Linked DNA regions of Homo sapiens: region 2 is linked to region 1. A link is a loop called in an ENCODE intact Hi-C map of the cell type or tissue named here. Cell type or tissue: PC-9. All regions are shown on one strand. Each heading gives the region's core, and the rest is flanking DNA. Links, peaks and the distances in the headings are about the cores only.

Region 1 (4,407 bases), core at 191-4,190:
TGTAGAGACAGGGTTTTGCCATGTTGTCCAGATTGGTCTTGAACTCCTGGGCTCAAGCGATCCACCCACCTTGGCTTCCCAAAGTGTTGTGATTACAGGTGTGAGCCACTGCATCCAGCCTCCCAACTGATCTTTAGACTCAACACAATTACAATCAAAATCATGGCAAACATTTTTATAGAAACTGATAAACTGATTTAAAAATTTACATGGAAATATAAAGGAACAGACTAGCCAAAACAATTACGTAAAAGGACAAACTGGGACTCACATTACCTGATTGCAACATTTAAAGCTATCATCATCAAGATGGTGTGGTAATGGCATAAAATTAAACACACGGGTCAATGGAACTGAACAGGGTCCAGACAGACCTAGCAATATAGGGTCAACAGATTCTTCCCAGAGGTGCCAAGTTAATTCAACGGAAGAAAGGACAGTTTTTTCAACAAATAGTGCTGGAAAAACTAGACATTCATACGTAACTAGCATATTACCTAGCATCATACACAAAAGTTAATTCAAAACAGACCACAGTCCTAAATGTAAGGGACAAAACTATAAAACTTCTAGAAAAAAATGTAGCTGCATATCTTTATAATCTTGAGTTAGGCAACAACTTCTTAGACATGTCATCAAAAGCATGAACCACAAAAGAAAAAAATTGGTAGGCTGGACTTCATCCCAATAAAAATTTTTTGCTGGTCAAAACATAATTCCTATTACTTCCAATTCCAGGCATACTATGGCTTCTCATACAGATTTTCTGATAGAAAAAAATGTACTAGTCTTCTATCCAACATGAATGTCCAAACCACTTGGCTGTTGAATTCTTTTCACTATACGTTAATAAACAAGTTCTGGTTTAAACATCAGGCACCTTGGAGTTTGTTTACCTAGAAAGGGTGAGTCTCCCTGGGCTAAGAACCAGACCCTGAGCTATGACGTCATCCAAGTAACACCCCATGACTTCTGGCCCACCTACCCAAGCCCTAACAAAGTCCACAACTGTTTGTTATAGTTTCTTTTGAAAAACAGTACTTTGTTTAAAAAAAAAAAACCAACTGAGATTGTCCGTGCTGCTACTTTTTTCTCAAAAATACAAAAGTCTATAGGAATCGTTTATATTTGCTATTAAATACTCCAGCAATAAAGTTTGAGGACAAAAAGCGTTGAGAGACATGAAACATGAAAAGTTTGAAATAAAAACAAACCACAGTAATAATAAAACTTAATGCAGTGGGAAAAAAATGTAAAATTCATGTTTTCCATTCTTATTTTTTAAATCATGGAGAAGAAAGGGTAAAAAATGATTTACCATTTATCTAATATGTTGTAATTGTTTCCTAAATGAAAATAATAAAATTATCCACAATTGAGCTAACCCAACATTCCTTTAATAAAGAAGACTACGGATGTGGCTACTTAGATTCAGCATAAAATATCATTCTATTTACTTTTTGCTATTCAAATTAAATTTGATTTCCCACAACTAGTAAGATGTATTCTACAATTTGTTTTCCTGCAGTAAGATTCAATTGAGAGGTTAAAATAAATGAACCAGTGAAACTTTTATAATCAGCAGATGGAGCACAAGCTAATAATAGAAACTAGACAACATTTCCTCCCACCTGCTGGTATTCTGTGTTTATCAGTCAGTGATAACTTCAGTAATTTGTGAATAATGGCTAGTGGGCAAATTTGTTGCATGAGTCTGGTGTAAGTCTGGTTTATATTGGACTGCCTAATGTGAATCCCACAGTGCGGTGCAGCCTTCCTCATCACCCACACTGCCCTCCATGGTCATCTGTAATGTCAAATCACTCAGCATCTGATGGCAAAGGGAACAGCTGGGAGGCAGGATTGTGTGAGGACTCTACACTATTGACTCACTCCTCTCAAACCTCCCCACCTTCTCTTGAAAGGCACTCATCCCTCTTCTGCCCTGTGATCTGCTTCTTGGTGCTCTCCCTTAAGCCTCCAAGATACTACCGCACCCCAAATTCTTTCTCTGTCTCCCACTCCAAAGTCAATCTCATCAGTCACAAAGTATTCAAGGAATGGGTCTGGTATCAGGGAACAAATCTCAACTGCCCCTCCCCGAGTGAGGCATAACTTCTGAATGCTCCAATCATCTTTTTCTGTCAGGGCATCAGTCAGGGTGCTAGCTAGAGTCTCAGGGGTATACAAATCTTTCAAACACTATTAAACAATCTTATTTCACAACCTAACCATTTGAGTGGTAGCATAAATTAAATTTAATAATGAATATTGCCATCTTATGATGATTATATTCTTATATAGTCAAACATTAGAAACCAAAGAAATTAGAGCCTGCAATATACTATCTCTCATAGTTCTACCTGAAAGAAAAAATGTAAAGCATTAAAATATTTAATAAATTTTTGGCTGATGCCTGCACACATTTAATTTAATCTCCCACCTTCCACATAGATCATTGATAAAATCATAGTAAACGTAACCATTCATGATTCATTCTGTGGCAAGATACTCAATAAAGCTTAATTATGTTTACCACCTTGAACTAGAACAAGAAAAGAAACTGATATATTTTAGACAGATTTTCAATCACAAGGGTATAACTTTTAAATAAACTTCTTTCTGCTTCATTTTCCCCTAAGAAATTATATGAACAACTTAAATTTTGATATGCAAATTTTTAGGAATTTTAAATATAGCATTTTTACCTATCAGTATTACTTTATTATTTTTGTCTCCTAGTAGCACTAAACGTGTTGGCCTATAGAAAATAAAAGGATGACAACCCGTACTTTCAGTAAACAGTTAAAGAGCAAATTTTAGTTATAATATATTTATGGGCCAGGTAAAGTGGCTCACACCTGTAATCCCAGCACTTTGGGAGGCCAAGGCAGAAGGACTGCTTGAAGCCAGAAGTTCGAGACCAGCTTGGACAACATAGCAAGACCCCACCTCTATAAAAAATTAGCCAGGCATGGTGGCACGTTCCAGCTACTTGGAAGGCTGAGATGAAAAGATCGCTTGAGCCCAGGAGTTCAAAGCTGCAGTGAGCTATGACTGTGCCACTGCATTCCAGCTTGGGTGATAGAGCAAGACTCCCATCTCTTAAAAATATATGTATTATATCTACACACAACATGATACCACCCCTTCCAGAAATGGCAGCATTTTATAGTAATACACTGAGACTATGTCAGTTATTCATAACATACCCAAGTATAAACATCTGAATTCTAAGGAGTTTCTTGTTCAACCATGTGTAAAAGTTCATAAATTCTATGTTAAAAATCTTATGTTCCTACCTTTTAAGAACCTAATAATTTGCAAATCCCCTTCTGAAATATGTGATCATATTTGCAAATCCTCTTCTGAAATATGTGGTATGTAATGTTAAAGCAGTGAGGGACATCAGATGTAACATAATGCAAACTACACACCACATACACTAAACACCCACCACCCCTACCAAAATTAAAAGGCAAATGATTTGCTCAGGGTCTCACAGGGAAAAAAAAAAAAGGCAGTATCAGGGTAACTCCAGGTATCCTGACTCCAAATGTGTTTTATTCCTCCTGCTACATCATGTCATCTTCATTAAGAAGAACAAGATACAGCCTCCTTTCAGGCTGGAACACCTCAGGTTTTCAAGGAGTTCTGACCAGCAAAAAACCTGGGAGAAAAAAGTAGAATGGGAAGCTGGGTATGGTGACTCTTGCTTGAAATCCCAGCACTTTGGGAGGCAGAGGCAGGAGGATCGTTTGAGCCCAGGAGTTCAAGACCAGCCTGGGCAACATAGTGAGACCCCCCATCTCTACAAAAACTACAAAATTTAGCCAGGCATGGTGGCATGCACCTGTAGTCCCAGCTACTTGGGAGGCTGAGGTGGGAGGATCACTTGAGCCTGGAAGGTAGAGGCTGCAGTGACCTGTGATTGTGCCACTGCACTCCAGCCTAGGCGACAGAGCAAGACCCTGTCTCAAAAAAAAAAAAAAAAAAAAAAAAAAAAGGTAGGATGGGGAGCATGTTCCCAGCCCCAACCTGAGAGACGAAGCAGGAAGTACTGGGTCCCTGACAGTAGAGAAAGGAGTAAGCCAGGAAAGTCTCTCAGCTGACACCAGGGAGGGATCCAGAGAAAAGCCAGGTCCTCTCCCCCTGCTACCAGAAGGAAATGGGCCATGGACCCAGCTCTGGATTTTCTGAATGGAATGAAGTAAAACGTCAGGATGCTATAGCATCATCAATATTATGCCTTGGTTTCCTAACAGAACATGTTAAGGAAATGTGCTATTATGAGATCCATTTAAGCCCATTTAAAAAGAAACTGTGAAGCAAATCCATTTGTAAATTGGATACTATCTTTCATTTAAAATGGAGAAGAAAAAAACAAAGCTTAAAGTTAACTACCAG
Region 2 (4,407 bases), core at 321-4,320, 79 kb before region 1:
AATTAGCTGGGCATGGTGGCTCATGCCTGTAATCCCAGCTGCTCAGGAGGCTGAGGCACAAGAATCACCTGAATCCAGGAGGGAGAGGTTGCAGTGAGCTGAGATCACGCCACTGCACTCCAGCACGGGTGACAGAGCCAGACTCTGTCTCAAAAAAAATAATTAATTAAATAAACAAATAAAGCAGGTTAAAGAGACATGACACCTAAATGCAATACCTGACCCTGAACTGGTCCTTGCCCTCGGGGAAGAGAGGATGATGTAAAAGATCAACAAACAAGACTGAAATACAGACATTAAAATATTATACCAATATAAATTTATGAAGTTGCTAACTGTGTGGTCCAAAACAGAATAACCCTATTCTTAGGAAATACATACTGAAGTATTTAGAGGTAAAGGATTATGGTATATATAACTTACCCTCAAGTGGTTCAGATAAAAAAAGTACACACACACACACACACACACACACACACACACACACACGACTGGGGAAGGGAGAATAATAAAGCAAACTAGGTAAAACATTAACAAGAGCTCAATCTGGGTAAACAGTCTATCAGTGTTCCTTGTACTACTTTATTTTTGCAACTTTTTAAAGTTTAAAATATTTCCAAGTGAGTTCGATAAGGCTAAAGTTTAGGAACTACTAACATAAATCTAAGGTCTGGGGAAAAAAGTCTTATTTGTAGGTTTTAAGAACCCAAAGCAATACACTCTACCAAGCAGTATTTTTCATTAGCCCTTTATAAAGTTGATGCTTCAAAAATTCCCCTATTTTGGCTGGGGGCAGTGGCTCACGCCTGTAATCCCAGCAGTTTGGGAGGCTGAGGCGGGCAGACCACCTCAGGTTAGGAGTTCGAGACCAGCCTGACCAACATGAAGAAACCCCGTCTCTACTAAAAATACAAAATTAGCTGGGCGTGGTGGCACATGCCTGTAATCCCAGCTACCTGGGAGGCTGAGGCAGGAGAATCACTTGAACCCAGGAGGCGGAGATTGCGGGGAGGCAGAGGTTGCGGTGAGCCGAGATCGCACCATTGCACTCCAGCCTGGGCGACAAGAGCAAAACTCCATCTCAAAAAAAAAAAAAAAAAAATTCCCCTATTTAATCTGAGCCCACAGATGTGAAATTATTCTCGATCACTTTGCAATGGTCAAAACCACAGAGGAAATAGAGCTTTTTTTTCTGTTCTCTAAAAGATACCACTGTGTTCTCAGCTTGAGGATTTATATTATCTTCCCGCCACCAAATCAGAAAATAAAGAACAGTGTGATTGATTTGGTGGAGTCATGAAGTCACTGACTTCACTATGTGGGCAAAGAATATCTGCGCCATGAGTAAATTAAGCTTTCCAAAGTCGTGATGGAACAGTGATAAAATCTGTGATAGTCAGTTGGGTGTCTCCCATGCAGTAACCAAGTAGATGACTAACAAACAGAGTGTGTCCAACAATGGCATCCAGGGCCTCTTCCTCTCCAAATGCATTTATGTGTCAATAAATTAAAGTTTACAAAAAGAAAAAATATTTAGACCAAATATCCTCTTTCAAATGTGAAGGAATAAATTTAAAATATAGCTGATCAGTATTGAAGAATATATTTCCACCATAAATTGCCAATTAGATGGATCCTATGCAAGGAAACCACATTATATAGACTTCTCTGGACTCCAATCTTCCCCTAAAAATCATTTATCCCCTTAAACTACTCCTCCTAAACACAGTCTCTCATGGCTCAAGTTCTAATTCCAGGCCCAAGTAAGTGATTAAAGGGAGTCTTCTAATGATAGCTGTTAACATACTTCAGAAAATAAAGTCCTTCCTTCTTTCTCTGTCCCCCACCCCATTCCCCGAGAAAAGCAAAAGCTAAATCAGTACTTAACTCATAGGTGCCATTTCTCATATTGTTGTCCTATGAATTTCTAGACAGCAAATTGCACATGATGAGTAACAACAAGTAGTTATATAAAACCCTCTAATATAAAGAGGGAGTACCTAGTGTCATAGGTAGAAGAGGCAGAAATAAATGTTGTAAATGACAAAAGAATGTCATCAATTTTATATTTTGGAACAATTCTCCAGGTAAAATTTAGCTAACTGAAGACACAGGTATTTCCAATAACAACCAGCTCTTACTCTAGTTCTGCAGTTTAAATTATGCTAAAGAATAATATATAAATGTTCCTGACACCAGTAATTTACCTAGAAACCATGATTTGCAAGGTAAATAATCTGTGTGTTAACTGCACTTTATTCTTAAAAGTATTCTGAAGAATGATGAATCAAAAGGAAAACATTCTTAATAGAACAATCAGTTTCAAGGGCAGGCTTAGTCATACAACTGAACTACCGGAACACTAAAATTTAAATACATCTGGAAAAAAGCCACGGATGTCTGCTCACCAACAAATACAAGTTTTAATTAATTAGCCGATTTGCTTTAAACAAATGTAATTTTAGCCTGAAAAATACAAAATAAGGCCATATTAACTTTTTTCTGGAGAAAAGGTTACATTTTAAAAGTCCTCAGGGCCCATCCTCAAGCAGCCTTGGCCCAGGGCTGGGGTGTGCAGGGCACCAGGATGCCAGTGGGAAAGCGAGATGGAGCAGCAGTGGTTGAAGGCCAGGCTGAGGGCTAGGTGTCATCCACTGAGACTAAACAGAGTTTAGTGTTATCTGCTGGACTGTTGAGTGAAAAATATTCTCTGACCTGATCCTGAATTTTCCTTGATAATCAAAAGATTAAGAAACAGGGTCACACCACGTTACCCAGACTGGACTCAAGAGACTCTCCCACTTCAGTCTTCCAAGTAACTGGGACTACAGGTGTGCACCACTGTGCCTGGCCCAGAATTGTTTTCTTCATTTCATTTTTGGATTGTTCTTTGCAAGTGTATAGAAACACAATAGTTTGTTAAATACTGATATTGTATGCTTCAACCTTACTGAACTCATTTATTCATTCTGGTAGTTATTATGCTAGGTTCCTTGAGATTTTCTTTAAACAAGATGCTATCATCTGCAAATAGAGATGGTTTTACCTCTTCCTACTCAGTGAAACCATCAATAAGAGATTGATGTGTTTCATCTCATTTTCTGGCCTAATGCTCCTGATTCTTTTTAATGTTGTATTTCGCTGTTTGGATGTATCATAATTATTTTTACCAATCTCTTATTGATGAACATGTAGGTCATTTCCAACCTCTTGCAGTTATAACAGTGCTGCAATAAATAACCTATTACATACAGTCATAGAGTAATATTTCTCAAACTTTTTGGTCTCAGGATTACTTTACCTTTTTATACATAAGTTGCAAGTTTGGGCTTAGAAAGAATTTAATAATCATGAAAATTTTGTTTTCTTATAAAGTTGCTTTAATATTTGACATTGTTACCCTATCTAGATATTTTAAATGATATAATAAAACAAATGATGTCACAAATCAAATATTTAACTTTTTAAACAATAATATTTTTAGAGATTGCTTTTTTCTGGATAAACAAGGACTTTTAAAACAAAGAACTAAAAATCTTGAAATTTTTAATCAGGTTTCATGTTCCTAATTTTAATGGGTTCTAGTTCACAAGTGCTAGTTAATTCTTCACTAATCAGCCAGATGAAAGTGGAGATCGAAAAGGACCCTCTTCTAAGGAAGCAGCATATGCAAAGCTTAAAGATAAATGAGACCATGGTTTGAAAATATAGAGTGGCATACACTTGGTTAAAAGCAATTTGATCATCACAACAATTTGGCCTAAACAGCCATTTGGTTGAAAAGGAATATCCCCCAGTTATGGCTTTTTTTCAAGTATCGCTAATTTTGGTACATCATGGGTTGTTTTTCAAGCTTCTGTGCCAGAGTTTTCAGGAAAACTTTTTCTAATAATTGCTTTTGTGTTTCTAACTGATTTTCCAGAAACATTTATAATTTTGACTTTTTTCCTTTTAATGAGCATGCTTTTGAAATAAGCAAAAAACAACAAAAGAAACTGTATCGAAGAGCAAAAAAATCCTCACCAAATATTTTAAGAAGAAAATATTTATGCACATAAATGTAACAGTAACTTATACAATCATTTAAAAGCTCCACAATGTTTACTTTTGCCAGTTATATAAACTTTTAAAAATTGACCACGCCAGTATCAACCCTGAGCACTGTGTATATGCTTTTTTATAGCTACATAAATCACAACTTCCTAAGTCACAAAAATTAGCAAATAGTTGAAACAATAAGTTAAGAAAAGTAAACACAACCCCACATCCAAGGGGAACCTGCTGGGATCTGCAACCTATTGCAGTGCTCAAAGAAGTCAAACACTGGACACAGCGTCTCATTTGAATTCATATTCTCATTTCACGACTTCAAGTGCAGCTCTACCAGTAGCAGCTGTGGCAAGTTTC

The links. Peaks named below come from ENCODE experiments on the same cell type or tissue, not always from the same donor. Only the 100,000 strongest peaks of a DNase experiment are listed, where the experiment ranks them.
Region 2: a loop joins it to region 1, with 9 times the contacts of the local background. A loop is called at or near these places in 1 of 110 quality-filtered maps.

What each region holds. Positions count from the first base shown.
Region 1 is chr6:56,807,206-56,811,612 of GRCh38, forward strand. All of the region lies in intron 4 of DST (dystonin), which reads right to left. Among named protein-coding and RNA genes, the nearest start is that of DST-AS1, 35 kb to the right of the region's middle. In PC-9, for the core only: no CTCF peak of the experiment used is centred there; a DNase peak (open chromatin) is centred at 2,046; H3K27ac peaks cover 2,662 bases.
Region 2 is chr6:56,728,525-56,732,931 of GRCh38, forward strand. The region is part of intron 5 of DST (dystonin); the gene reads right to left. Among named protein-coding and RNA genes, the nearest start is that of DST-AS1, 110 kb to the right of the region's middle. In PC-9, for the core only: no CTCF peak of the experiment used is centred there; a DNase peak (open chromatin) is centred at 2,267; H3K27ac peaks cover 3,718 bases.